Linked DNA regions of Homo sapiens: region 2 is linked to region 1. The links are chromatin loops, found by intact Hi-C in ENCODE. Cell type or tissue: PC-9. All regions are shown on one strand.

Evidence for each region. Peaks named below come from ENCODE experiments on the same cell type or tissue, not always from the same donor. Only the 100,000 strongest peaks of a DNase experiment are listed, where the experiment ranks them.
Region 2: it touches region 1 in a loop (2.8-fold over the local background); 4 of 110 quality-filtered maps call a loop at or near these places.

The regions. Positions count from the first base shown.
Region 1 is chr15:91,452,876-91,460,875 of GRCh38, reverse strand. The region is part of intron 2 of LOC107984778 (a long non-coding RNA gene); the gene reads left to right. Among named protein-coding and RNA genes, the nearest start is that of CRAT37, 6.5 kb to the left of the region's middle. In PC-9, no CTCF peak of the experiment used is centred here; DNase peaks (open chromatin) are centred at 3,735 and 4,425; H3K4me3 peaks cover 1,948 bases; H3K27ac peaks cover 3,787 bases.
Region 2 is chr15:91,404,036-91,412,035 of GRCh38, reverse strand. LOC107984778 (a long non-coding RNA gene) reads left to right here. Exons shown (of 5, transcript XR_007064763.1): 4 at 3,034-3,201. Among named protein-coding and RNA genes, the nearest start is that of CRAT37, 55 kb to the left of the region's middle. In PC-9, no CTCF peak of the experiment used is centred here; a DNase peak (open chromatin) is centred at 4,635.

The DNA.
Region 1 (8,000 bases):
TTGGTTCCACATAAGAGGCTGGTCTCTGCCGGCTGCCCTGGCCCTTCCATCCATCTTCCTGGGATGCTTTTGCCAGGTTTGCCCCCTGCACTCTCAGACCTCCACTCAACTACCACCTTCTGTCCCCTTCATCTAAACTCAGTCCCACCTCACTCCATGATCTCATTCCATTTGTTTTAATGCACACATATATATAATAATTGCATTACATATATATGTTATGACTTGCAATTATAATGCAATTATACATGTTACTATTTGCAATTATAATACAATTATACTATAATTGCATTACATATATAAGTTACTATCTGCAATTATAATTACATTACAATTGCATATATATGCAATAACATATATGTACTACCTGCAATTATAGTTTACATTTATTTATTTATTATCTCTCCCTCCTTTTAAAAAATCTCATTAGCCACTGTACTTCCAAACCCTAGAAGCGTGCCTGGCACATAAAAGGTGCTGAATCATGGGTTGGAAAAATGGATCCTGTGTGTAGAATTTTGCAATATTTCCCCTCCTAAGCGCAGGGTTTTACTTTGATCTGGTTAAATTTTATTTCTAACTGTTGATTTCTCTGCTCACTGTTCACTTGTCAATATTATTTTGAATATTACTTTGTTGTTAATCATATTAGATATTTCTCTCAGCTGTTGATCATGAAAAATGTAAGTACTCCCTACAGTTGTATCAAGAAGCAAAAAAATGTAAGTTTCTAATAAGCTGTAAAATATGCAAAAAACTAGTTATGTGTGTTGCCAATATCATATATATGATTATATATGTATGAATATATATATGTTATGGATTGAACTGTGTCCCCTCACAATTCATATGTTGATGTTCTAACCCCTCGTGCCTTGGAATGTAACAGTACTTGCAGATTGGGTCTTTAAATAGGTGATTAAGTTAAAATCAGTCCATTAGGATGGACCCTAATTAATCTGACTGGTATCCTTATAAGAGGAGGGGATCAGGACACAAGAGAGATACCAGGGGCGTGCACACAGGGAAAAATGCACGCAGAGAAACAGAGAAAAGGTGATTATCTAAAAGTCAAGGAGGCAGGTCTCAGGAAAAGCCCTGCCAACTCTTTCATCTGGAACTTCCAGGATCTGGAACTGTGAGAAAGTAAATTTACCTTGTTTAAGCCACCAAGTCTGTGAAGTTTTGTTGTGGCAGGCCAAGCAGACCAGTACTAGATGTAAAATCAGGATAATACACAAAGGCCTGCTTCAGAAAAGAAATCAAAGGTCAGCCTACTTAGGGAAGCAGTAGGAACCATGAGAAAAGGACAAGGCTCCACAGTTGTGCCTTCTCTCTGCCCCATCCCATCCCTAGTTCACATGGGCTGGGGAAGCTGGAAGCTGAGGGCTGGCTGCAAACTAACCAGACGTCCTTCTTTATGCTGTCCCGGAGACAGCCCCAGCCTCTGCCCAAGCTTGGGGCAGGGAAAAAAGGGGACTTGGAGAGCACATAAGAGGGATATTTTACAAATGCCTTAAGAAGCTAAAGAAGACTAAAAACTGCAAGTGAGTGAAAGGTTATGCAATGTGGGCTAAGGTGGTGTTAAGCATTTCTGAAACTCATTGGGGAAAGAGGGATTTCAAAAGTATAGTTTGGAAGATTTCATAGGGGGAAAAAAAAATCATGATTATACCTCAGTGAATGGAGACTCTTCAATTAACCAATGACATTTATTGCATAGGCTAAGTACTTTTTTTCCTACCAAACTGGAACATGAGAAGAAGAGGGCAATTTGTAGGTAGCGTATTACCTGCCATCACTCATGCTTTGCTTATTTTTCATACTGCACTAATATCCTCCCTGGCTGCAGCTGTCTGGGCTGTTTTGGCTTACATATTTCATGGGCATTTAGGTACTGGATGCAAGGATTAAATTTGATGACAAATGAGAAGGTAGATTATAGTGGTGGGATTTTCACAAGTATAAAGCCACCACCTGACCTGCTGAAATCACAAGGGCAGGAATTAATGGCATAGAAGATACCACCATATATTCCTTGGTCACTTTTCGTCTGTCCTTGGAATAAGTTATCAGCTCCCTGCCAACCTCGTGCAAAGGCATGCACAATCTGAATGATATCCACAGAACACTGAATGATACTGTGTCCAATCTGGAAGCACGGGAAGTGGCACTCAGGAAGACATAAATCAGTTTATCATACCCAGACCAAAAAGAAGGAAGCAGACAGGACACAAACATTGATTTAATATGAGAGGCTTTACATATGTTACCCTCCTTTAATCCTTACAACAACCCTCAATTTTCCTGAATTTTATTCTAAAAATGGTGAGGCTCCGAGAGGTTATTATCTGCCAAGGTCACCTAGCTGGTATATGACGAAGTCAGGATTTCGGTCCAGATCCGTGTGACTTCAACCCTTGCTCTTTCCAATATACCCACTTTTTCTCCCTGAATGTTTCTTTAGATGGAGACTTTGCTTAACTGCAGCCTCCAAGAGGCATGAGAAATTCACATGGAGGACTTCTAAAGGAACGGGTGGAAGGCAATGCCTCCTGAGCCTTTGTATGTGAAAGGCATTCTGCTCAGCACTGCAAAGAACACAGAGAAAACCACCTAAAGATGCTCAGAATCTCATGCAAGGGCTGATTTACATGTCACTTTTCTTTGAAATATTTTTTTATTGCCGTAAGGGCACTTAACGTGAGACCTATCCTCTTAAAAAATTGTAGGCATACAATACATTATTGTTGATTATAAAGATATCATACCTCACAATTGTCGGGACGGCTATTACCAAAAAAAAAAAAAAAAAAGCATTCTGTCACTTGAGACAACACAGATGAATGTGGAGGACATTATGTTCAGTAAAACAAGTCAGGAACAGAAATACAAATACCACACAATCTCACCTACATGTAGAATCTTAAAAAGTTGAACAAATAGAAAAAGAGAGTAGAAAAAGAGACTGGGGGTTAGAGGATTGGAGAGATGTTAGTCAAAGAACACAAAATTTCAGTTAGATGGGAGGAATAAGTCGTAGAGATCTATTGCCTATCATGGTGACTATAGTTATTATACACCGGAAAATTGCTAAGAGTAGAATGTAAGCATTCTCACCACAAAAAAAAAAAAAAAAGGTAAACATATGAGGTAGGGCATATGTTAATTAGCTCAATTTAGCCATTCCACAATGTGTACATATATCAAAACATCATGTTGTACACCAAAAATATATATAAATTTGTCAATTAAAAATTAAATTAAACAAAAAACAAGTGTGGGCAAGGATATGGAGAAACTGAAACCAGTGTATGCTGTTGGTGGGACTGCAAAATGATACAGCCGCTATGGAAAACAGTGTGGAGGTTCCTCAAAGAGATAAAAATAAAACTACCACATGATTCAGCCATCTCATTTTTGGGTATATATCTGAAATAATTGAAATCAGGATCTAAAAAAGAGATATTATCACATCCGTGTTTATCGCAGTGAGTAAGAAATTCACAATAGCCAAGATAAGGAAAGGACCCATATGTTCACTGACAGATGAATGGATAAAGAAATTGTGGTATATACATACAATGAAATACTATTCAGCTTTTAAAAAGTGAAAAATTCTGCAATATGCAACAACATGGATGAACATTGAGGACATTATGCTAAGTGAAATAAGTTACACACAAAAAGACAAGTACTACATGATTCCACCTCCATGAGTCATCTAAAATGGTCAAATTCTTAAAATCAAAGACTAGAATGGTGGTTACCAAGGGCTTGGAGCAGAGGCAAATGAAATGTATTAATCGGTTTTTTTGAGAAGGTCATGGCAGACGAGAGGCAGGACTAGATTGCAGCTCCCACTCAGATGGACAGAGCAGTGTGTGTAGTCTCGCATTGTAAACTTTTGCTCCAGAACTACTGCAGAAATAATTCAGGAAAGCCAAGAGAACCCACGGACCCTCTGAAGGAAGCAAATTGCTCCTGCAGGACCCAGGAGACACCCCAAATACCGTGACTGCCCAAACTCTGGAAGTGAGAAAGGGGGATCTTCTGCCTCTGAACACACATGCTCACTAAGGAACCTGAAGGTCTACAACACGGAAGAAGATTCTGATCTAACCTGGAGCTGAGTCAATTTAGAGAGCCAAGCGAAATACAGGAGTAGAGGAAGCAGCGGGAAAAGCCCCGTGGGCTCTCTGCGTCCCCTGGGTAGCCATTTCCGCCTTGCCTCACAGGGGGCCTTGGGGAGGACTGCCAGAAAAGGACTGGGAAAAGGCCACAAGGAGAAGGAAACCTCCAGCTGAACTTTGTAATAATTCCAACCGCATGAGAAATCTCCTGGCCAGAACTCAAGGGAGGGCATGAATCCTGTGTGCAGACTCCACAGGTGGGGAAGCATGAAAGCCCTACTTACTTTCATAGCTGGGAGGTGAGTAGCCTGGAGCTAGTTCTCAGCCCTGCTCACCCACTGCCTGGAAACAGACTCGGTGCTGTTGGGGGGTGGGTACAGTGAAAGTGAGATCATCCTTTTGGCTTGCATGGGAGCTGGGTGAGGCCTGTGACTGCTGGCTTTCCCCGACCTCCCTGACAACCTACATGACACAGCAGAGGCAGCTATAATCCTCCTAGGAACATAACTCTATTGACCTGGGAACCACACTCCCATCCCCCACAGCAGCCACAGCAACACCCTCCCATAAGGAGAGTCTGGGCTCAGACACACCTAGCCTTGCCCCCACCTGATGGTCCTTTCTACCCACGCTGGAGCTGAAGACAAAGGACTTATACTCTGGGGAGTTCTAGGGCCCTGCCCACCACCTGATCCTCCCTATACTACCACAGCTGATGCTTTCTTGAAAGTGCCACCTCCCTGCAGGAGGCCAACCAGCACAAAAATAGTGCATTAACAACCGAAATTAAGGACCCTCACAGAGTCCATTTCACCCCCCTGCCAACTCCACCAGAGCAGATGCTGGTATCCACAGCTGAGAGACCCACAGATGGTTCACATCACAGGACTCTGTATAGACAACCCCAGTACCAGCCCAGAGCCTGGTTGACCTGATGGGTGGCTAGATCCAGAAGACAGATTACAATCACTACAGCTTTGCTCTCAGGAAGGCAAATCCCTAGGAAAAGAGAAAGTACTACATCAAGGGAACATCCCATGGGACAAAAGAATCTGAACAACAGCCTTGAGCCCTAGACCTTCCCTCTGACACAGTCTACCCAAATGAGAAGAAACCAGAAAACCAACCGTGGTTATATGACAAAACAAGGCTCTTTAACACCCCCAAAAAAAATCACTCCAGGTCACCAGCAATGGATCCAAACCAAGAAGAAATCCCTGATTTACCTGAAAAAAGAATTCAGAGAGTCAGTTATTAGGCTAATCAGGGAGCCACCAGAGAAAGGCAAAGCCCAATTTAAGGAAATTTTTTAAAATGATACAAGAAATGAGGGGAGAGATCTTCAGTGAAATAGCATAAATAAAAAACAATCAAAACTTCAGGAAACAATGGATGCACTTATAGAAATGCAGAATGCTCTGGAAAGTCTCAGCAATGCAATCAAATGAGCAGAAGAAAGAACTTCAGAGCTTGAAGACAAGGATTTTAATTAACCCAATCCAACAAGACAAAGAAAAAAGAATAAGAAAATATGAACAAAGGCTCCAAGAAGTCTAAGATTCTTTCAAACAACCAAACCTAAAAATAATCGGCAATCCTGAGGAAGTAGAGAAATCTAAAAGTCTGGAAAACATATTTGTTGGAATAATCAAGGAAAACTTCCCTGGCCTTGCTAGAGACCTAGACATCCAAATACAAGAAACTCAAAGAACACCTGGGAAATTCACCACAAAAAGATCATAACCTAGGCACATTGTCATCAGGTTATCTAAAGTTAAGATGAAGGAAAGAATCTTAAGAGCTGTGAGGAAAAGCACCAGGTAACATATGAAGGAGAATCTATCAGATTAACAGCAGATTTATCAGCAGAAACCCTACAAGCTAGAAGGTACTGGAGCCCTATCTTCAGCTTCCTTAAACAAAACAATTATCAGCCAAGAATTTTGTATCCAGCAAAACTAAGCTTCATAAATGCAGGAAAGATACAGTCTTTTTCAGAGAAACAAATGCGGAGAGAATTTGCCACTACACCAAGCCAGCACTACAAGAATGCTAAAAGGAGCTCTAAATCTTGAAACAAATCCTGGAAACACATCAAAACAGTACCTCTTTAAAGCATAAATCACACAGGACCTATAAAACAAAAATACAATTAAAGATTAAAAAAAAAGTATACAGGCAACAAATAGCATGATGAATGGAATAGTGCCTCACATCTCAATACTAACATTGAATATAAATGGCCTAAATGCACCACTTAAAAGATAACAGAATTGCAGAATGAATAAGAATTCACCAACCATCTGCTGCCTTCAAGAGACTCACCTAACACTTAAGGACTCACATAAACTTAAAGGGGTGGAAAAAGATATTCCATACAAATGCACACCAAAAGCAAGCAGGGGTAGCTATTCTTATATCAGGCAAAGCAAACTTTAAAGCAACAGCAGTTAAAAAAGACAAAGAAGGACATCATTATGTAATGATACAAGGCCTTGTCCAACAGGAAAATATCACAATCCTAAATATATATGCATCTAACACTGAAGCTCCCAAATTTACTACTAGACCTAAGGAATGAAATAGACAGCAACAAAATAATAGTGGGGGACTTCAATACTCCACTGACAGCACTAGACAGGTCATCAAGACAGAAAGTCAACAAAAAAAATGGATTTAAACTATACCCTGGAATAAATGAACTTAACATATTTACAGAACATTCTACCCACAAACCTCAGAATATACATTCTACTCATCAGCTCATGGGACTTTCTCCAAGATAGACCATATGATAGGCTATAAAAAAGCCTCAATAAATTTAATAAAATTGAAATTATATCAAGCACTCTCTCAGACCACAGTGGAATAAAACCGGAAATCAACTCTAAAAGGAACTTTCAAAACCATGCAAATACATGGAAATTAAATAATCTGCTCCTGAATGATCGATCATTGGGTCAACAATGAAATCAAGATGGAAATTAAAAATCTCTTCAAACTAAATTACAATAGTGACATAACGTATCAAAACATCTGGGATATAGCAAAGGTGTAAGAGGAAAGTTCATAGCCCTAAATGCATACATCAAAAAGTCTGAAAGAGCACAAACAGACAATCTAAGGTCACACCTCGAGGAGCTAGAGAAAAAAGAACAAACCAAACCCAAGCCCAGCAGAAGAAAGGAAATAAGATCAGAGCAGAACTAAATGAAATGGAAACAAACAAAAAAAAATACGAAAGTGAAACAAAAAGCTGGTTTTTTGAAAAGATAAATAAAATTGATAGACCATTAGCAAGATTAACCAAGAAAAGAAGAGAGAAAATCCAAATAAGCTCAACTAGAGACAAAACAGGAGATACTGCAACTGACCACAGAAATACAAAAGATCATTCAAGTGTACTATAAACACCTTTATGTACAAAAACTAGAAAACCTAGATGAGACGGATAAATTCCTGGAAAGATACTAACCTCCTAGCTTAAATCAGAAAGAATTAGATACCCTGAACAGACCAATAATAAGCAGTGAGATTGAAATGGTAATTTAAAAATTAACAACAACAACAACAAGAAAAATCCAGGACCAGATGGTTTCAAAGCTGAATTCTACCAGACATTCGAAGAAGAATTGGTACCAATCCTATTGACACTATTCCACAAGACAAAGAGGGAATCCTCCCTAAATCATTCTATGAAGCCGCTATCACCCTAATACAAAAACCAGGAAAGGCATAAACAAAAAAGAAAACTACAGACCAATATCCCTGTTGAACATAGATGCAAAAATCCTTAACAAAATACTAGCTAACCTAATCCAACAACATATCAAAAAGATAATCCACCATGACCAAGTGGGTTTTATA
Region 2 (8,000 bases), 49 kb after region 1:
AGGGGTATGTAAATCTTCAGTGCCAGGCACTCTTCTAAGCCATCTAGGTACAGTAACTTCTTTAACATGGTTGGGATGAGTGCTATTATACAAGAGGACTCTATGGGCTTCCAACCCACATTTGGAAGACAAGCCAACTTTAAGAGCCTATAAGATTAGACTGTGGGCCATGGTGAATCTACCTTGGTAATACCAACCTTTGGAGTCTGTACAGCCTGCCAGCCTTCCTATCATAGAAAAGACACAAGCTATCCTTCCACTTCCTTTAAGGCCAGTACCTTGTTTGTGTATTACCCAACCTCTGTTGCAAAGGGCACTCACCCTGTGAGATTCTCTGTGAAGAAAGAGTCAAATAATTCACTTTAGAAAACCAAACAAATGTTTAAATCCTTAAAAAAATTATTCAGATAAAATTCAACACTTCCCAAACTTATCAACAGAACCATTTTTTTCCACATAACTTTCATTAATATATACTAGAATAGTAATTCCTCTGGCCTAATTCAGTTCAACATGCAAATAAACATTAATTGAGCATATACTTCATACAAGGGATGATACTAGTTTCCAGGAAAGTCTCAAAATTAATCTAGGAGATGGAATCTATATTTTGAATGCTCAAGGTAAGATATTTTAATCTTGTTGAATTTAATCTTCTCCAAAAAAATCTCTGAAGGAGACATTGTTAGCCTCATTTCACAGTGAGGAGACTGAGATTCAAAGAGAGGTCAAGTCTTTTGATCAGTGCCACCCAGATTTGAAGCCTGGGTTGGAAACCATGTTTGACTTCACTGTAGATTAGATACTCTTACAGTTCCTTAACATAGACCTTTTCTTAAGTAACTTGCAATATTGGGTGGAATATAAGACATGTATATGGCTGTATAACAGAAGCTAGAAAATGCAGAGAGGGACAGAAAGTGTGTTTTAAAGCATTCAGAGGAAGTTGACATTACTTTCATCTGGGAAGATTCAAGAAAGATTTTATTTGTGATGTGGCATTTGAGTGGAGCCTCAAGGGGAAATAAAAATAACACCATGTGGTAGAAATACCAAAATAAATTTGGAAAATCTTCACCTGTATCCAGAGAGAATTGCCAAAAACCTACATCAGGGTAAATGTTGCTCTCTTTGAAAAAGTAGTAAAATCCTTGTGTACCTAATATGGTGTCCAAAACATGATGGTACAGAGGTAGACAGGAAGTCCCTGACTTCAAGATGGTTCACAACGCAGTACAACAACCTTCCCTGAATACTACCACTGGAAACACAGAGGAGGTCTAGCTTGGCTTCAAGTGGAGCAAATTATAAAGAGCTTCCTGGAAGACATGGAATTTACATTGGAGAAGCATTTGCACACAAGATGCTAGAGAAGATCATTCCAAGCAACAACAACAAAAATCCATAGACAAAGTCAAAGAAATAGACAAAAATGAAACATTGAGACTAGCCAGAACAGTCTGGAATTTGGAATAAGTGCCTGTGTGGCCAAAGCACAAACAAGACAAGGCATTTGAATTCTGGATCCTCCATCGTTCTTAACCGGACCAATTCTGCATTTATGTTATACTTTGATGTTCTGTATAATGTTTTGTTTTCATTAAAAAGGGTTGTTTTGCTTAACAAACTGCTCAAAGCTGGAGCTTGGTCATAGGAATCAGTTGTTAATGGTAGAAAAGATCGGAGGAAGAACGTGACTTCCTAGGGAACTAATAGAAACGATCTCAGCTTGGGTAAAATATTAGGGTATGAGGTTCGCATTAACAGGAATTTTGTTTAATGGCCTTGAATGTCATGCCATGGATTCTTGGTTGATTTTGTAGGTAATGGGTAGCATTATTTTTTAAATAAGCGTGTAAAATAGAGAAAAGTGCCTCACAGTTGGTCATGTCCAATACTTTCTTGCTGGAGAATATTCTATGATCTGGAGCTAAGGAGTCACTCTCCCTTATAATTTTCTGTTTGTCACACTCATAATCTTTGTGTGCCAGCAAAAACAAAATGAGGCCAGGTCACAGTATTCCTGTATGTCCTTCTTTATGAGACAACAGTTACTTCTCAGCCATTATTACTCCAGCAAGAGATAGAGGACCAATGTTATAAAACAAGACTATCCAGCTAAACTAGTGAGCATCGCAGGAATATACTAGGATACAAAATTTACCATCTTTAATGTCCCTCCTCTGTATTGAATTCCTTAGATTAAAATGGAGAATAGGTATCTTTAAAAAGAAAAGAAACTGTGTAACCTAAGTTTACATTTTTCTCTATGAGAAAAGTGTTTGCTAGGGAACTAAAACTATCTCAGCGTGGGTAAAATATTATGGTATGAGCTTCCCATTAACAGGAATTTTATCTTATCTATTCTAGTATTCCCACTACCTAATTTAGTGGTGTTCCATAAATTATCATGAGTAAAAGGGTATCAGTAATGGAAAAATTCAGTGCCAGTTGGCTCTAGACACACTTTAAGAATTGCTACCAAATAACTGGGATATTGCAAGTAGGAATACAAATTGCTATTTCAGTTTCAAACAGGCTATCTCTGGGGGATGAGAAAATGTCATAATGAGTAGCAGCAGAACATCCCAGCAGGGTTCCAAAATGCTGAGATTTCAACCCATGAGCACCAATGCCAATATTAATAAAGTCACCTATATGAGAAAATTTCTTCTCTGTTTTGAAAGATCATATTCAAAGCTGAATAAAAAGCCAAAATCAGAGGACAAATGAACCAGTTTTCAATCCTAAGAAACATGAATTTTCAAGTAAAGTAAATTAACTCAAACATGAATTTTCAAGTAAAGTACATAGATTAGCTCAATAGTACAGTTTTGTCATAAAATATATTAGTTCTACAAAGAAATAGCCTGGCCAAACCACATTCCAGCTGTATAGGTGTTCTGGTTATTTACATATCATCTCTCTAACCCATACCCAGCTTCTCTATTCTCCTCTACGAGGCTGGGTATGTGCAAACTCCATTTCTGAGACTCTCCCGCCTGCTTACTTCCCGGTCGATTCTATCAACAGGAGGCACTGGCAAGAGATAAGAAGACTGGAAAAAGAGATTTCTGCTTCTGACTCTGACAGAAGGGTAGTTGCTGGAGATTGCTAAAGCGGTTTCATCTGGCTCATTCCGGATTTCTGGAATTGGCAGCCTGAGCCAATTCCAGACATAGCTGCAGCGGTACCTCATTGGTGGGTTCAGGACTGACTTCTCCAGTGTCCTTCTCCTCTGAGTATCACCTTCGCCTGCTTTTACCCTCCAGCCCTCCGATTTCTTTGTCACCAGCTTCCTGACTCTTCATGGAGCCAGTGGCTATCTGACCTTTCTGAGTTGCAGTTTCCTCAGTTCTGAAACTGGGTTAATTAATACACAGGGATAAGAGGAAATGAAATTAAGACTTACAGAAATCCTCTGCACTAGAAAGGTGGTAGTAATCCCCTATGTAATTCAAGTTTTAAAAAATAATAATAAATGTAAAAAATCCATAAAATTCTGATTTTTAACAGAACTACTATTTTAATGCTAATTTTTAAATATCAAAAAAATATACATATTGGTGCCCTTGTTTTGCTATTATCTTAATTACATACTTTGTCTACCTATTGTGTACCAACCTCTTATAGCATCCACTTTATAGGGTAGTTTGGGGGCCTGGTAATAAAGTACATAAAGCTCCTAGGACAGTGCCTATCCTGTAATAAGCACTAAATACCTGGCAGCAATCATTATTTTTGTGTAGATGATTTTAACAGCTAATCATATTTTCTCTGATACTTCCTTCACTTTCTAATATCACTGTTTGTACAACAGCTCAGATTATACCATCATTATACCTCTTCACAGCTGAGGTCTCTACCTCAAGCAGAGATCTCTACCTCAAGTAGAGATTATACAGGTAATAGCAGAAATCTCTCTTGATTCATTAAAATGTGTTACAAGCCATAAACAGGAAACACTCTTCCTAACAAAATATATATAGCCTATTTAAGCTTAAGGGGAAATTAACATTTATTGTTGCCTATTATATGTCAGGTAGTTTGCTAGGTACCTTCATCTGGATGATCTCATTTAGTCTTGTTAAACTAACTAGTCAGAAGAATATTTGCTTTATTAATTGCATGAACATAAACAAAGATAATGGGTACTGTCTATTTTAATTAACAGGTGACTAAGTATTATATTAGGAAGAGACTCACTCACGTAGCAAAGATTTACTGCATGCTTACTGAGTGCCAGAAACCAAGGATACAGAGATTAAAATAAAAAGCCACAACGGAACTGACTCTTCCCCACCCCAGCTGCTTGAATAGTGGCTGCCAAAGGCTCACAGGTGGCTTCAGCGAAGGGAAGCAGCCTCATCCAGAAAAGCCTGTGAGGTCATGCCTTCCTCCACAGCCAGCCCAGGCCAATGACATATGTGGCACAAAAAGCTCAGCCCCTTGCCTTAAGGTGGGGCAAGTCTACAGTGTTATTTACATTTCAGAGCACCCCAAGAAATCACAGTGAAGTTAGACTCCAGTGCAGCCACAACATCTTTGCTTAGCTTCTTCCTCTAGCCTGTCCCGCTTTCCTCCTTCCCTTCCAGGTTCTCCCTGAGAGCACTCCTTCAATGACTCACTCAACAAGAATCCTCATTCCAGGCTCTGCTTCTAGGGAGCCTGGCCTCATCTGTCTTCAAGAAGCTTTCTGCCTAGTAGAGAACCATACCTGCAAACATACAAACAAAATGTAAATCATAGTGTGAAGTCATGAATGTGAATGTACAAAACACGGTAAGTGCACAGAAGAAGAAGCATGGCAGAATCAGCACTCAACTCCGTGCCCATGGTACATGGGTAAAAGCAAGATTAAATATCCATCCCAAATTCAAGTACAGTAAGGCATAGATTCTACAGCAGAGGTCAGCAAATTTTTTCTTAATGAACATATAGTAAGTTTTCTAGGCTTTTCAGGAGCATAGGAGAAATTCTGTGTATTTTGTAAGTACTTATAAAACCATTTCAAATGTGACCTCAGGCAGCTGACTCGACTTCACCTGTAGGCATATCTAGAATAGTGTTTCTCAAACATTAATATGCATAGTAACCACCAGATGATGTTGTGAAAATAGATTCTCATCTGGTAGGTCTAGGGTGGGGTCTGAGAATCTGTATTTCTTTTTTTTTTTTTTTTTTTTGAGAAGGAGTCTCGTTCTGTCACCCAGGCTGGAGTGCAGTGGAGCGATCTCGGCTCACTGCAAGCTCCACCTCCCGGGTTCATGCCATTCTCCTGCCTCAGCCTCCTGAGTAGGTGGGACTACAGGCGCCCGCCACAATGCCCGGCTAATTTTTTGTATTTTTAGTAGAGACGGGGTTTCACTGTGTTAGCCAGGATGGTCTCGATCTCCTGACCTCATGATCCACCCACCTTGGCCTCTCAAAGTGCTGGGATTTCTAATAAGCTCCTAGGTGATGTTGATGCTGTTGGTCCAAGGTCCACACATCGAGAAACAAGTCTCTAGAGAGATAAGTATGGTAAAAGGAGAAATCCTAAAAGAAAAACAATTGAGCAAAGCTGCAGGAGTTTTAGGAGCAGAGGAAGCAATAGCAAGGGCTCTAGGCTGAGGTCAGAGGGAGTGCCAAGTAATTTAATTAATGGACATTTATTGACCATCAACTCACTTCAAATCATGGCTCTAAGTGCCACAAGGAAAGAGGCCAAGCTTTCACAACCTTGAGCATACTTTGTTAAAGAATCAGCTAGAAGACAGAGTAGCAGAGGAGGAAGACCTGTGTAGTCCACTGTGGCAGAGAGAGCCAATCGTCCAGCAGAAACCTGATGCTTCAAGGGCTCAGATACACACGAATAGAGGATCTCAACAAATAGATGCTTTATCTGCCCAGCAACCGCCTGTCCAACTTCAGATTGCCATAACCCTTGCCACTGATCTATGTAGCCAAGGCTATTTCTTTTAAAACAACTACGTAATCGTCCTCATTTTTTCCTTTAAAAAACCTGTGTCTTCTTGTAATCCCAGCACTTTGGGAGGCCAAGGTGGGCCGATAATGAGGTCAGGAATTCAAGACCATCCTGGCCAACATAGTGAAACCCCATCTCTACTAAAAATTAAAAAAAAAAAAATAGCCAGGTGTGGTGGTGGGTGCCTGTAATCCTGGCTACTTGGGAGGCTGAGGCAGGAGAATCACTTGAACCTGGGAGGTGGAGGTAGCATTGAGCCGAGACTGCACCATTGCACACCAGCCCGGGTGACAGTGCAAAGACAGACTCCATCTCAAAAAACAAACAAACAAACAAAAACACCTGTGTCTTCTTTTATCTCTCCGAATACACACATAGTTTACTATGGCGTGTGTATTTCCATTGCAATGCTCTATTTCCAAATAAACATCATTTTCTTTAAAAAAAAAAAAAAAAAAAAGATATTTCAGAGGCAGGCAAACCAAAGCACACAGATTTAAATTCCACTTTCAAATCTTGATTAGCTCTTTGGCCTAATATGTGTCATCTAACTACCCTGCTATGGTTTGAATGTTTGTGTCCCTCCAAAACTCACGGTAGAACTTAAACCTCAAGGTGGTGGTATTAAGATATAGGGCCTTTGGAAAGTGATTGCACTGTAAGGGTTCCACCCTCATACATGGGATTAGTGTCCTTATAAAAGGGCTTGAGGGAGTGAGTTTGCGCCTTCCATCCTTACACCATGTGAGGACACAGCAAGAGGTAAAATCTGTGAAGCAGAGAGCCAGCCTTCACCAGACACCAAATCTGCTAGTGCCTTGATCTTGGACTTCTAGCCTCCTGAACTGTGAAAAATAGGTTTCTACTCTTTATAAGTTACTCGGTCTAAGATATTTTTTTACAGCAATATAAATGGACTGAGACATATTCTGAACCTCAGATTACCATGCTGAACATGCAGGTATCAACTTCAGCAAGGCATTATGAAGGTTAAATGGGATAGGATGTATAGAGGCAGCTGGCACATAATAGTTGAATGAAGATCCAACACTTTTTCTTCCCTTGGTAAAGACATTGGCATAGTCACTTGCTTGTGAAATGTGCAAATATGGAACCAGTGGTTTTAAGAGAGGACTGCACAATTCCTATGAATATATAAGCTCTCTCTGGAAGAATACCCAATAAGTTGAAAACACTGATGGCATTGAGACAGGTTAATGAATGAGTAGAGAACAAGGATGAGAGAAAAACTTTTGTGTATCTTGATTCTTTTTGATGTACATATTTTGCTCATTAAAAAATGGAATTACAGGGCCAGGCCACGATGGCTCGTGCCTGTAGTCCCAGCACTTTGGGAGGCCAAGGCAGGCGGATCACCTGAGGGCAGTCGTTTGAGACCAGCCTGGCCAACATGGGGAAACCCCATCTCTAATAAAAATAGAAAAATTAGCCAGGCGTGGTGGCGCACACCTGTAGTCCCAGCTACTCAGGAGGTTGAGGTGGGAGAATCGCTTGATCCCAGGAGTCAGAGGTTGCGGTGAGCCGAGATTGCAGCACTGCACTCCAGCCTGGGTGACAGAGTGAGACTCTGTCTCAATTTAAAAAATAAAAATAAAAAAATGGAATACACACACAGGCACATGCACACACATGCTGAGTGGATAAGTGATACAGATTTAGGAACATAAGTCTATTAGCAACAGGTATGAGTGAACGTAGACTTCAGCATAAAGTTGTACTTCTGTCCAGGAAACCAGCAAACTGTACTAAGGAGCTTTTTTTCACTTTTATTTCTAAATATCATCATACCTAAGAAAATTCATTAAGATTGATTATTCTAGAAGCTATGGAAGATAGTGTTAGTTGATTCACTCAGCACGTATGTCAACCCTATTGCTTCTTGTTTTTCCTACTTTAAAAAAAATTGATTTTCCAGCCTTCCTTATAGCCAGAGGTGACCATACAACAGTTATAGTCATTGTGACATCCACAGAAAGCTGTTGGTGCCACCTCTTCTGTTTTATCCTTCTGT